Linked DNA regions of Homo sapiens: regions 2, 3 and 4 are each linked to region 1. A link is a contact called in ENCODE Hi-C or POLR2A ChIA-PET data. All regions are on one chromosome and are shown on one strand. Each heading gives the region's core, a stretch centred on a gene start or an enhancer-like site at or near the end of the contact. The rest is flanking DNA. Distances are from core to core; before and after follow the strand shown.

Evidence for each region. Hi-C counts contacts between places; a loop is a spot of excess contacts on that map. ChIA-PET counts read pairs that join two places held with the same protein, here RNA polymerase II (POLR2A). Pooled maps may share reads with other maps.
Region 2: a loop to region 1 is called in a map of naive thymus-derived CD4-positive, alpha-beta T cell, with 9 times the contacts of the local background. The contact joins the promoter of LTV1 here to the promoter of FBXO30 in region 1. A Hi-C loop is called at or near these places in 1 of 168 maps with a recorded cell type or tissue (naive thymus-derived CD4-positive, alpha-beta T cell) and 8 of 50 pooled maps. POLR2A ChIA-PET finds 5 or more read pairs at or near these places in 1 of 52 experiments (WTC11).
Region 3: a loop to region 1 is called in a map of CD8-positive, alpha-beta T cell, with 9 times the contacts of the local background. The contact joins the promoter of SF3B5 here to the promoter of FBXO30 in region 1. A Hi-C loop is called at or near these places in 3 of 168 maps with a recorded cell type or tissue (CD4-positive, alpha-beta T cell, CD8-positive, alpha-beta T cell and naive thymus-derived CD4-positive, alpha-beta T cell) and 13 of 50 pooled maps.
Region 4: a loop to region 1 is called in a pooled map, with 3 times the contacts of the local background. The contact joins the enhancer-like site here to the promoter of FBXO30 in region 1. A Hi-C loop is called at or near these places in 2 of 37 single-sample maps with no recorded cell type and 6 of 50 pooled maps.

What each region holds. Positions count from the first base shown.
Region 1 is chr6:145,813,348-145,816,550 of GRCh38, reverse strand. It overlaps FBXO30 (F-box protein 30), which reads left to right and starts at 1,756. Exons shown (of 3, transcript NM_032145.5): 1 at 1,756-1,948. The region is part of intron 1 of EPM2A-DT (EPM2A divergent transcript); the gene reads right to left. RefSeq lists enhancers at 666-735, 1,793-2,347 and a silencer at 1,576-2,115.
Region 2 is chr6:143,841,597-143,844,799 of GRCh38, reverse strand. LTV1 (LTV1 ribosome biogenesis factor) reads right to left here and starts at 1,462. Exons shown (of 11, transcript NM_032860.5): 1 at 1,320-1,462; 2 at 183-314. The coding sequence starts at 1,322. RefSeq lists enhancers at 959-1,028, 1,219-1,428, 1,609-1,658.
Region 3 is chr6:144,093,878-144,097,080 of GRCh38, reverse strand. It overlaps SF3B5 (splicing factor 3b subunit 5), which reads left to right and starts at 1,508. Exons shown (of 1, transcript NM_031287.3): 1 at 1,508-2,197. The coding sequence starts at 1,584. The coding sequence ends at 1,844. RefSeq lists an enhancer at 1,059-1,758.
Region 4 is chr6:144,332,623-144,335,825 of GRCh38, reverse strand. The region is part of intron 2 of UTRN (utrophin); the gene reads right to left. Among named protein-coding and RNA genes, the nearest start is that of UTRN, 49 kb to the right of the region's middle. Within about 2 kb of position 1,450, at least 15 of the 41 ENCODE cell types and tissues checked have a DNase peak (open chromatin) inside an H3K27ac peak, as active enhancers do.

The DNA of each region.
Region 1 (3,203 bases), core at 507-3,006:
CTCAATGATTGACAGAAGTGTGGGCTATGGTCTGTTTACTCCTCCACTTATTATAGTTCACGGTGTACACAGAAACCTTTAGGCTGAACGTAAAATATGTAAGGAGGCTGCTTTAGGCTAAACTTGATTTAACAGTAACTAGGGATGAAGGTGAAAGAAAAAAAGGATTTTAAATAATTGTCTGGACATGGAAAATTATTGAGATGAAGGGACAAAGAAGACAATGAGGTTTCCAACCTGAATGACTCAACTTCAGGCGAGTGAGGGTGACCTAGTGTCAGCTAGGTGACTTAGTAAAAGGTAAAGCCCCAGATCTCAATAAGTATAATTAGAGATTCACAGAATTTTAAAGCTGGAAAGGGCTCTAGAGATAATCTATTTTAGATCCTTTATAAGAGGACAGCTAAAGCAAAACAAAGGTCTGTGACTCAATCCAGGACAGTGAGCATTGAGCGGGGCTATAGTGTAGCAGCACCTACATCCTCTCCCACTGGGCCATCCTGCCTGTTTCCCCATCCTGACCATGTAGCTCTCTGGACAGTGGCTCTCAAGGTCTGAACCGAGGACCAGAGCCTGTCTACAGCCAAATCAGGCAAAATAAGGGGAACAGATAATTTTTCAAAAAGTTAATCATTTAAGGAATCAACCTTTACTCTGTAATCTAAGTTCCTAACTCAGTTTTTGTTTTGTTTTGTTTAATTTACGGATCTGAAAAACCCACAGGCTTTCTCTGTAGGATAGCAAATTATGTGTGAGCTCTCTTTCCCAAAGCACAACAGCAAGGGGTAAAGATGCAGCCACAAAAAGGATGACAACAGTGTTTTCCTGGCTCTGCCCCCATCCCCACTGCCAGGATTACAACCATCTTTCCTTTGTTGTAATTCTCTTGCGACGGGGTGGGCAGGAGTCCCCGACAGAGGGGTGGGGGCGGGTGAGCGGCTCCCAACACCCAGAGCTCGGAATCACTGTCCCTCGGCCGTAGACCAAGGCTTGGTGGTGGTAGCGGGGGCGTGGACATCCATCCATTCTTTGATACAGCCCTGTGGGATTTCTTTACTCCCCAGTCATATGTAAGGTACACTGCAAAAGCGGCTTCAAGTCCCCTCCCCAGCTAATTACCTTCGCGGAATGACGCCTCGGCCCCTCACAGAAGCAGACCCTGGTGGGCTGTCCCGTCCGGGCTCCAGAGAGGCTCCGCCGCCCGCCGGGATCCAGGGCTGAGCTCTCCCGGGGGGAGGTAAAACCCGACAGGGGATAACGGGTCACAGCACCGTCCTGGCACTAAGTCACGGGACTTGGGCACGCTGAGTTAGCCGGCGGGAAGGCCTGTGGCGGCAATCACCAAAGGTCGAGCAAGGGCGCACCCATTTCCTCCAAAAATGAGCTAAAGGGAAAGCAGTGCCCCAGAGTCAAGGGATCGGGGCTGCTGCTCCTTCGACTAGCGGCGCGAACAAGTCATGCTACTTGGGCCTGTTTCCTCAACTGTAAAATGAGGGGTCTAGGATTCCCTCTGGGAATGTACGATTCTAAAATCGAACAGGGTTTGGTAGCACCGCCGGGGCGGAGCCTTACGGGGCGCCGCGGGAATCCAACGACAGGACTCGCCACAGTGGGAGCTCTCTCCAGACCCTACTCTAGCCACGACGCTGCGGGGTCAGAGGGCGGCGTGCGCGTCCCCGCCGGGACTGCGTGCGCGTCCCCGCCCAGCTGTCGGCAGAAGCCGGGCCGGGTGGGCGGGGCGCAGCGGGGCGGGGCGCGCGAGGAGGGTGGCTGCCTCTGGAGCAGGCCGGGAGAAGAGAAAAGGCGGCGGCCCGGCTGGGGAAGAGGGGCGGAGGAGGCGGTTCGGACGGCTGTGTGGGGTACGGAGCGTCGCCGGGACAGAGCGGAGCAGCTGGGCACGGCGTCCAGGGCAGCTAGGGCCTGGGCCGCGGTTCGGCCGCGCCGGCCGGTGAGTGACGGGAGGCCCGCAGGGGAGGCCGGCGCCGTCCGCGCTGCGGCGGGGACGAAGGCAGCGGCCGGGCAGTTTGAGGCCGCGGCCGGGACCGAGGCGCTGGCGCTGGCGGCCGTGGGGTTGACGGGCCCGGCCTGGAGCAGAGGAAAGGCGGCTGACCCCGGTCCATGCGCGTCCCGGGTCGGCCGTCCGGGCGCCCTGAGAGGGCGTCCGCCGCGCTCGTGTCCTCGCCGGGCCGCATGCCGGGCCAGCCGTTGAGGTCAGCAAATGGCGACTTAAGCCTCGAGGGCACCGACCTCCGTGTCCCCCCCAGTTTGTGTGTCTTTGTATTGGGAAGGGACGAAGGAGGAGTTAAACTTAGGGAACCCTAAGCTTCTCGTTCCGTCTGGTTTTTAGAAACTTGGGTTATTTGGGGACAAATGGCTTAAAGTAAGACTGGGGAGGCATCATCCACTGTCTGCACGGGATGAGCAAAGTTGGTAACTTTGCCATTCATGGAAGTGAGAGGATCTTAGCCTTAGCCTCGGTCCTTATTAAAGGGGAACTTCCTTATTTTGCAGACCTGAGGTTATTTGTGTTGTTCCAAGACCTGCGCCTTGGAACTCCTTTGCTTGGAAGGGGTTTATAGAGCGCGTGCTGAATTCAAAGTAATCTGCCAGTATGTTTTTAACGGGTATATTTGGGAGTATAGAGGCAAAGAGGCAAAACAGTATGTGTTTACCAATGTCCTAGTACTCCATTTCCCTCTCCCTTTCTCTTGTTTTTCTTATTGAGCCCTGTTGTAAGTCCCAGATAAAAGATGCTTGGGAACGAATTGACCTTTTATTCCATGATTACTTCGTTGACTCTGATCCAAGATGAAGTTATTTATGGGCATTCTGATATCGGTGTAGATTAATTTAAAATCTTTTAATACAAAATCCCAAACTTTTTAAATTTTAATTTCCATTTGCTAAATTTCAATACTGTTTGTTCTTTAGAGACCTATGGAAATTATATTAACAGGTTTTGCATTTGCTCATACTAAGGTTTTCCAAAGCAGTCCAATTGTTGACATGGCAAAAGGAAAAGAGTAGCATAAAATAAACCTTTAGGATTTTTCAGAGGGTTAGATTTCAATATGCGGTTTCCGCTGAATCACTCTTCTTCATGCTTAGTCACTGTTTCTCATCACAAAAGTTTAATTGGGGATAACATGGTGTTTTGCTGACTTTTTAAATTGCCAATTTGTTTTTACCTAGCACTTTAATGC
Region 2 (3,203 bases), core at 213-2,712, 2.0 Mb after region 1:
GGCGTGGTGGCTCATGCCTGTAATCCCAGCACTTTTGGAGGCCAAGCTGGGAGGACTGCTTAAGTCCAGGAGTTCGAGACCAGCCTGGGCAACGTGCTAAGACTCTATTTATTTAAAAAAAAAAAAAGAAAAAAAAAACTATTGTCTACCTACAAACTGACTGGCTAAAGAACAGGACCTACTTTTTGTGTGGGCAATAGAACCCTCTGGGGTGCACTCTCATCTGCTGCTAAAGGATCTCGTTGGCTCCGGTGGACCAAGTGAAAAGACACAGCTTTCTTCTTCTCTATAAAGGGCTTTTTCTTCCTGTGAGGCTTCAAAGGAACAAAATCACAACAATTAATTAAAACAGAACAAAAAGACGGAGAATAATTCCATAGTCCACACATGCATCTTTAGTAGTCATGTTAAAGATACTTTTTAAAAATCTACACTTCTAGGGCAGGCAACATCAGCTGTGTTCTGCAGAATCCATACTTAACCTTCCTTCAACAAACATTCCTTGAGCACCTACTTTGTGCCAGACCTTGTTATGGGAACTGAGAATACAGAAGTGGGAAAGTCAGATAAAGTCCCTGTTCTTAGCAAGAAAATCAAGATAATTTCCGGTGAAGAAAATATAAGACAGTGACGTGAAAATGCCTTAAAAGCTACTTTACACTGGCTGCTCAGGGAAGGCCCCTGGCCGACTGAACTAGAATGACAAGAAGCCTGCCACAACATAATCTGGAGTAGACAGCTCCACACAGAGCATCTACCAACCAGTAAATAAAATCACGACACAAACAGCTAAAGTTTAATAAGATCCATCACCTCTTTCTACATTCTTACTTCGCTATTCAATTTTGATTCTCTAAACTGGGAAACCAATTAAGTGGCTTTACTTTGGGCCCAACCTTATGCTCTCCCACAAGTTCCCTTTCTCAGAGGAAACAGACAGGCAGACACCTGCCACTCCAACGCTGAGGGAGACCAGCAGCTCCCTCTGCTCGACCCCAAGAAGCACAGGGTTGCGCGTTTGTGTCGGCAGTCACCAGCTTTTAGTTAACCGAAATCACGCAGGGCTGCAGGCTCCCAGGGATAAAACAAAAAGGCCATTCTCCTCTCCGGGCCACATCCCAGGGAGGCTCGGCGGTGGGAGACTGTAACTTGCAAAGAATGCCCACGGTGGTGACGTTGGCCCATTTCGGGGTACCGTGCCGCAAGCAGCCTCTGGCATGACCCAGACCCGGGCCGCAGTAGCCAAGGTATTACCGGAAGCAGCCTGGCCTCTGCAAAACCACAGCGCTCGGCCGCCGAAACAAGCAAGGCTTGCTCACCATGCTGCAGCCGCGCGGCGCTCACCCCCAACAGGGGCGGCGATGACACCCTCGAAGTCCGGCGGGGAGACCAAGGTCCAGCTGAAGGCCGCTTCTGTAGGCCTCACCACACGTGCAGCCCCAGGACCCGGCGATAACGTCACCCAGCCGGCCGTGGAAACGGACCAATCGCCGAGGAGCTGATGGGTCGCGACCGGAAGTTACATAGGCTCGCTGCGTCTCCACGATCGCGAGAAGCCACCGGGAGGTGGGGCTAGCTCGGCTCCCACCCCTGGGCGGGCTGTACTTTTCCGGCCTTTAGTCTCCCGCCGGGCAAAGGGAATCGTGGGGGTCCTTAACGTTGAGGCGCCACAGAGGGGTTTCTGCTTGTGGACGAACCTTTTATAGCTCCCTCTACGGAGACCAGAGGGGACGAATCTAGCATCCCCCTTGACTTGTGTCCCTTACCTATTCCCAACCATAAAAAACAAAGCCGCGGACACGGAAGGGAGGCGACCACCCCGCTGGGGTGCTGGGGTCGCCAAGTTTCAGGTTCCCTCTCCGGGTGGGGGCGGAGTCGGTTGCCGTAGCAACGGAGGCTGGGGCCTTGCCTTTATAGACTGCATCAGACTTGATCAGGTTATATTTTCCACTGTTTCATGAACTGCTTTCATCTGCCCTGTTAACCAAACCCCCGAGACTCTGTTAACTGTAGAGGCATTTGAACTAATAAAATATATTCAGAATCTCTGGTGTTTGAATGTTAACTTTCTCCCCCTGTTTAAACAAATAGGCTATAAGCACGCATTCTTAGGAAGATTTCAGGCCGGCGTTGGCGTACTCACATAGCTTTTCTTGGACGAAAGTGTGTGGTAAATGCAGTCACTTTCATCAGCAGACCTTTTTTTCAAATTTGTTTCCCCAACTTCCCAGTTTCTGGTGACCTCTCAATGAATGGCTTACCCTGGATTGTGTCTTTATGCCGTAGGCATTATCACTGTAAGTATTTGTGGAGTATTATTCTTTTATTACAGTAAAAATTATAGAAATAGGCCAGGCGCGGTGGCTCATGTCTGTCATCCCAGCACTTTGGGAGGCCGAAGCGGGTGGATCACCTGAGGTCAGGAGTTCAAGACCAGACTAGCCAACGTGGTGAAACCCCGTCTCTACTAAAAATACAAAACTTAGCCAGGTGTGATGGCAGGTGCCTGTAATCCCAACTACTTGGGAGGTTGAGGCAGGAGAATAGCTTGAACCCGGGAGGCAGAGGTTGCAGTGAGCTGAGATCATGCCATTGCACTCCAGCCTGGGCGACAAGAGCGAAACTCTGTCTCAAAAATATATATATATAGAAATAATTTAGGTTAGGACCATAAAACTTGTCTTAGGATATTGCTTTGTAACAGAGATAATACATAGCACTCCTATGTGCCAGAGATTCGTTGTTATTATTCATTATATAGAATTAAAAGATCCAAGGGGGCAGTTTTCATTTCCTTTCAATCAGTTGTACTTACTGCTGTATCATCAGGGGCCTGATGCATGGGGCATATATGCTCAGTAAGTATTTATTTAAATGAATTAATGTTCTGGCACTTTATCTGAATCATCTCATTTCATCCTCACTGCAACACTATGAAAGAGACGCAATTATCTTCAGCATCTTACAAATCCTAAAAATGAGGCAAGAGAAATACAAACTAAGTACTAAGCCCCCCAGCTGACTGAACGGACTCCCTTTTGGCCAAGGGGACCCAGAGTAACCTTGAAAACTGAGTTCTTGCTTTGCCTTGTTATATCCCCTCCCTCACTAACCAGGATCAGGCTTTCTTCCCTAAGGGATAAATAGAAACCATCCCTTTCAAAAGACTCCACCACTGATATCAGCCTGTTGCTGCCCTCCGT
Region 3 (3,203 bases), core at 259-2,758, 1.7 Mb after region 1:
TATAACTTGCAAAGAGGAAAGAGAGTTTACATCTGTCTGGAGCAGCCAGAGAAAACTCTAAGGAGATGCATTTGAGCTGCCTTTAAAGGGAGATGCGTTCACCAAGGGAACAGACATTCCACGTAGAGGGAATAGCTTGTACAAGGAAATGGGGATGGACACAACAGGTAACATGGAGAAATACAGTTGTCCCTCAGTATTCGTGAGTGATTTGTTCCAGGACCCCCATGGATACCAAAACTAGAGGATGCTCAAGTCCCTGATATAAAACGGCTTGTATTTGCATATACGCACATCCTCCTGTATAGTTTGTCTCTAGATTATTTAACATACCTAATACAATGTAAATGCTATGTAAATAGTTGTTATACTGTATTGTTTAGGGAATAATAACCTTAAAAAGTCTGCATTTCGGTACAGACTGATATTTTCCCCCAATATTTTCAATCAGGTTGGTTGAATCCACAAAACCCACTGAATGGAAGAGCCAAGTAGGGTGAGGTGAGGCCTTGGAGGGAGGATATCAAAATAAGTGGCTAGAGAGGAAGGAGGAGCTTGAGGTGGAAGCCGGAATGTGTGGGAACTGGTGCTGTACTTGCTCACCAAGCACCCTGGTTAGAGCTGAAATAACTCTTTTATGCCACAAACTCCTAAGAGACATAGTTGGGACCAGAACTGGCGCCTGCTGACTTCTGGGTAATCCATCCCCGGTTGTGAAGGGACGGCCGTGCCGCCACGACGGCTCCGAAATACACCAAGAGTTTATTTTCGGGGCTGCTCGTAGTCCAGTCATTCTTGGGTTTCCCATTTCCTATCAGCCCCAAGCCACCCACGGATGCTCCCCACCTCCAGACATCGCCCTCCACTAGGTCCCCAGATCACTTTTAAAACGCGACCAGGGGCCGGGCGCGGTGGCTCACGCCTGTAATCCCAGCACTTTGGGAGTCCGAGGCGGGCGGATCACGAGGTCAGGGGTTCGAGACCAGTGAAACCCCGTCTTTACTAAAAATACAAAAAAACTAGCCGGGCGTGGTGGTGTGCAACTGTCATCCCAGCTACTCGGGAGGCTGAAGCAGGAGAATCGCGTGAACCCAGGAGGCGGAGGTTGCAGTGAGCCGAGATCGCGCCATTGCATTGCAGCCCGGGCAACAGTGCAAGACTCCGTCTTAAACAAACAAACAAACAAACAACAGAACGCGACCAGGAGTCCCGGAAGCCTGCGTGCACGAACTCCCAAGACCACAAGTCCCAGCATGCAACGCTCCTTGTTGGAAAAGGGCCTCCCTTAGCCACTAAGTGGACCATCATGCAACATTCTCTGATGGGGCGGGGATCTCCATGGAGGGGGGAGGCACACTTGTTGCGTCGCCTCAGCAACTCCAATTGCGTGACAGAATGTGCTTCCGCTTCCGCCTCTGAGCCCTATGAGCGAGAGTTACGCTACTTAGTCGTTGTGACGCCATTCTTCTGCGACGGCGCGGACCTGGAGCTTCCGCGCGGTGGCTTCACTCTCCTGTAAAACGCTAGAGCGGCGAGTTGTTACCTGCGTCCTCTGACCTGAGAGCGAAGGGGAAAGCGGCGAGATGACTGACCGCTACACCATCCATAGCCAGCTGGAGCACCTGCAGTCCAAGTACATCGGCACGGGCCACGCCGACACCACCAAGTGGGAGTGGCTGGTGAACCAACACCGCGACTCGTACTGCTCCTACATGGGCCACTTCGACCTTCTCAACTACTTCGCCATTGCGGAGAATGAGAGCAAAGCGCGAGTCCGCTTCAACTTGATGGAAAAGATGCTTCAGCCTTGTGGACCGCCAGCCGACAAGCCCGAGGAGAACTGAGACTCTGCCTTACCACCGCAGTGCGGGGCACCTCTCCCAGCGTTTCTCCGGTTTGCCAATCCTCTTAAGTATTCCTGTCTCCAAAGGACCGGCTCTCCATGGCTCCTGCGCCTCGTGCTTTCCGCGTACAGAAGTGCTTGCCCGGGGAGTCCCGCCTGACCTGCCTTCATGTGGACCCTTAGAACAGCACTGGGAGACCAGCAGGACTCCTGAGAACTGTGCTGGTGGAGAGGTCCTAGAGCCGGCGAGCGTTTGAGAAGAGGGCATGGCGCTGGAGTGAGATGGGATTTGGCGTCTCGTTTTTGGCTAATTGATTGTCATTGGCTTTTTCCATAAAGTTTAGAAATCGTTCAGTCTCTTGGTGTGAACTTTCTGTGTTAGGGTGGAAGGCTCCGGAAAGAGCTGAGCGGGAAGTGGGTTTGGGTGAGGGAGCGCATGCCAGTGTCCATGGCCAGGCACTTAGATCCGCCGTGTCTACCTTTATAATTAATTCCCCGACTGCCACTTTTCCCAAGAGCGTTATTTTCAGGCCCACAATGCCTTCAGTATTGAAATTTGTGGTTATTGTATCCCATCTTCTTTTTCTCCTGTTTTAAAACTCTTTGCAGTCTTTGCTGTCATTGTCCTCCCTAGCCTCTTTAAAATGCATCCTTTTTTTTTTCTTGGGAATTTGTGGCCATGTCTCCAGAAATGACAAGCTGGCAAGCGAGTTCATCCATTCTACATTCAACAAATATTTGTTGAGCTCTATGTGACAGGCATTTTCCCGTGTTCTTGGGGCTTACATTATGCTGGTGGTGGAGAAAGGAGGTCAAACACTAGATGTAATAAGCAAATGTTAGAAGATGCTGCGGGGAGGGGAGAACAATGTATGTGGTGCGGGTGGGAGTAGCTGGTAGGGCTGTAATCTTAAATATGATGCACAAGTTACTGAGATGGTGACATTTGAGCAAAGACTTCAGGAAAATGAGGGAAATGGCCATGCGGAAAACTGGAGAAATTGCTTTCCATGAAGAGGGAACTGCCAGTGCAATGGTACTAACGCTGGGAGTATGTATGGTTTATTGGAGGAACTTCAAAGAGGCAAGCATGGCTGGAGGGAGTGAGTAAGGGGAAAAGTAGAGGGACAGGTAATGGAGGGGAAAACAGAGTAGAGTCTTGTAGGACAATATATGAACCTCTGAGGAGCCATTGGAAGGTTGTGGTTTTTTTTAATTTTAGTTTTTAAAAACACGAGATGGATCTTGATATGTTGGCCAGGTTGGTCTTGAACTCTTGGCCTCAAGCAGTCCTCCCACTTCAGCTTCCCAAAGTGCTACGATTACAGGTGTGAGCCACCACTGCAGACCATTGGAAGGT
Region 4 (3,203 bases), core at 201-2,700, 1.5 Mb after region 1:
CCAGGGTTTCCAAGATGATATAAAGACAGTTCCAGGATGATATTAAGAGGTGGTCAGGTAAGAACTAGAGAATTCAAGTCACAATTATCACTTGAGAGTTTATTTATGAGCCACGAGATTCAGCAGTGGGTTCACAGTGCCAGAGTTCCTGGAAAGAGCATTTGAGAGAGCCAGGCAGCTGATAGGTTTAAGCAGTGCCTACTCTGTTCCATGCAGTACAGCAGTGAAAGAGCCGGTTCCCAGGCCAGGCAAGGCAAGTGCTATAGATGGAGAGTTGAGGGACCTGCCATATCATTGCCTCAGGAATCGGGTTCAACTACGGAGGCAGGTCAGAGCATGCCAAAAAGGGGAAAGGAGAAGTCAGAGGCTGAGGAAACAGGTGGGAGTGAGTGCTGCAGAGGCAAGACAGGCACAAACAACCTGTTATTAAAATGCTCTACAGAGTTGCAAAGGAGCGGGTGGCAGATGGGAGGAGGGAACTCAGAAACAATGTCAGAAGGTACAAAGGAGAAAGGGCGATCCAGAAATAAGACAAGAACAAAGCTGGGCTCTCTTATTCCAGGACAGTGGTCAACAAGCCATTCCTGAGTTTGCAAGTCAGGACCACTTATGTGCCATTTCACATTAAACTTCACTTTCCATGAAATTTTTCTCTGCCAGAGAATGTCCAGTAGTAAATCTGTCTATCTATAAAAGTATAAATAAATTAAACATGGCAAAGTTGGTTTTAAATAAGGAATGTTAGACTACCGTAACTTTCTGGAGGTTGTCAATGAACTATAGTACTGGAACTACGGATGTTCCTACTTGATCATCAGGATATAATTTGGTCTGTATTCACTTTTAGAGATCTCTGAACTTCAAAGTTCGTTCAATTTATTTTCACTGATGCCTTCAAAATTCTTAAAAGTTAAGTTGTGTCAATATTTCAACTCTCACTTGAAAAATGAGGTTATTGAGGTTTCAGGACACAAAGTAAAACACCAAATTCGTGCTGTGAGTGGATTTAAACCTCAGGGCCAGCTCCCAGCTATTGAGCCGTTCCTTCAGCCATAGCATGCATCTTGCAAAGCAGCTCCCTGGCTTTCGAGAGCATTGCCTGAACCAACATGAAGCCTAGAGATGTCAAAGTTATGTTTATGAAAGTAAATGATACTATGCAATACCTCCTGTCTTCCTCAGTCATAGCCAAACAGCAAATGAAGCCAAGAGGAAATACATGTTCCTCAATAGCAGTAAGGTTCCAGGTATCAGGTGGCGGCAGCAGCTGCTGAAAGCCTGTTCCACTTCACCCCTCCCCTAGAACCCCAAACTCGGGCACAAACCCACGCCTCAAACTCTTGAGGCTGCCCGGATTATGAGTCTTTCGGCGACAGATGACAGAGTGACGCAACACTACCACTCCCGGGGGCGCTAAAATCATAGCCTTGACGGAACAGGAAGGTGGTTACTCTTCACAGAAGCTACTAATCTGCTGCCCCCACCCTGCCTCACCACCCCCACCCCCCCCAAACACACACCGGAAAGAGGGAGGAGGAAAAGGAAATGAAAGCAAGTGACTCTAGGGTCTGGATTTCATATGCAAGAATAGCCAGCAACAGGTGCAGCATTCCGGTGAAATTAAGACACTCAAAGCACCATTTGCCTCCACAGCATAAAGAGCCCAGGCACAGAAACCCAACATTAGGCAATGATGTCAGAAGTGCAAATCATCATCATTCTCTAGCCAGCAGCAATTTTGTAGGGAAAAAAATAAAAGGGCATTTGTCTGTTGATACATAATTTCTTTTAATTTAGGAGTCCTCTCTTAAAATAGTTTGAAAATAATCTTAGCATCGATCATCAATGTACTTTTTTAATACCTAGTGACTATCACAGTGCCTAGCACATAGTAGGTGGGTGGATAAATATTTACTGAACGAATGAATAAAATGAGATATTTACTGAACGAATGAATAAAATGAGAGGTAAACAAAAAATTTTCTTCACAAATAAAGATAACCAAAATCTACACTAGTATATAAGTGTATCTTTTTCCCCATTTCTCCAAGAACAGAACAAAAGGTTGGAATCAGTAGCCAAGGACACTGGCTTCATCATGTTGTTGATGAACACATCAGGAGATGCAAACCGTCCACCCCTGGCTGAAACTGAGAAGCCCGATCTGCCACCCCTTGGGTGATCTATGCAGGGAATTCTCATCTGCAGAAGATCCAATGGGAAAAACAATCACAATCATTTAAGCAATCCACCTTTAGATTTTCCTTTCTTTCAATGTGCCATTTCACATAACATTTTTTTTACCTGGCATTATAAGAGAATTTACAAGATAAGTGTTGCTGTATGATCTTCTTCAACATGACAGAAATCATCAACTCATAATATGTTATGGAAAATGTCTTATACTGTGTGTGACATGCTATATGAAAAATCTGAATGTGAATAAGACGGTATAGAAATGAAGCTATTTTATGGGCTCTAAAAACTGACAGAATCAGTAGAGAACAAAGAGCAATAAAAATGAGCCCATCAATGGGAGAAGGTCTGTTATGGGAAGACTGTATTGAATTAAAAGGTTAATATCAGGCTGAGCTCAGTGGCTCATACCTGTAATCCCAGCACTTTGGGAGGCCGAGGTGGGTGGATCACCTGAGGTCAGGAGTTCGAGACAGGCCTGGCCAACATGACAAAACCCCATCTCTACTAAAAATACAAATACGAAAATTAGCCACGTGTGGTGGTGGGAGCCTGTAATCCCAGCTACTTGGGAGACTAAGGCAGGAGAATTGGCTGGAATCCGGGAAGTGGAGGTTGCAGTGAGCCAAGATCGCACCACTGCACTCCAGCCTGAGTGACAGAATGAGACTCCATCTCAAATAAATAAATAAATAAATAAATAAATAAATAAATAAATAAATAAAAGGTTAATATCAGCATGAGAACATTACTGATTACGTAAGTTGAAAGGTTTCAGTAAGTTAAAAATAATGATATTAATTATAAGAATAAAGTGTTCAAAGCACAGATAAGAGTAAATCACCAAAATTATCAGGTTTTAGAGAACTGAGAATATACATAAAAAATAGTGTCATAAATAACTTTACAAAATTACTATTAAAAACGGTTTGACTTAATGATACTCTTTGTTCAATTTTTTTAATCTATGAATTTTTCTTGTGTTTGTAACTTAAGTATTCTGAGTA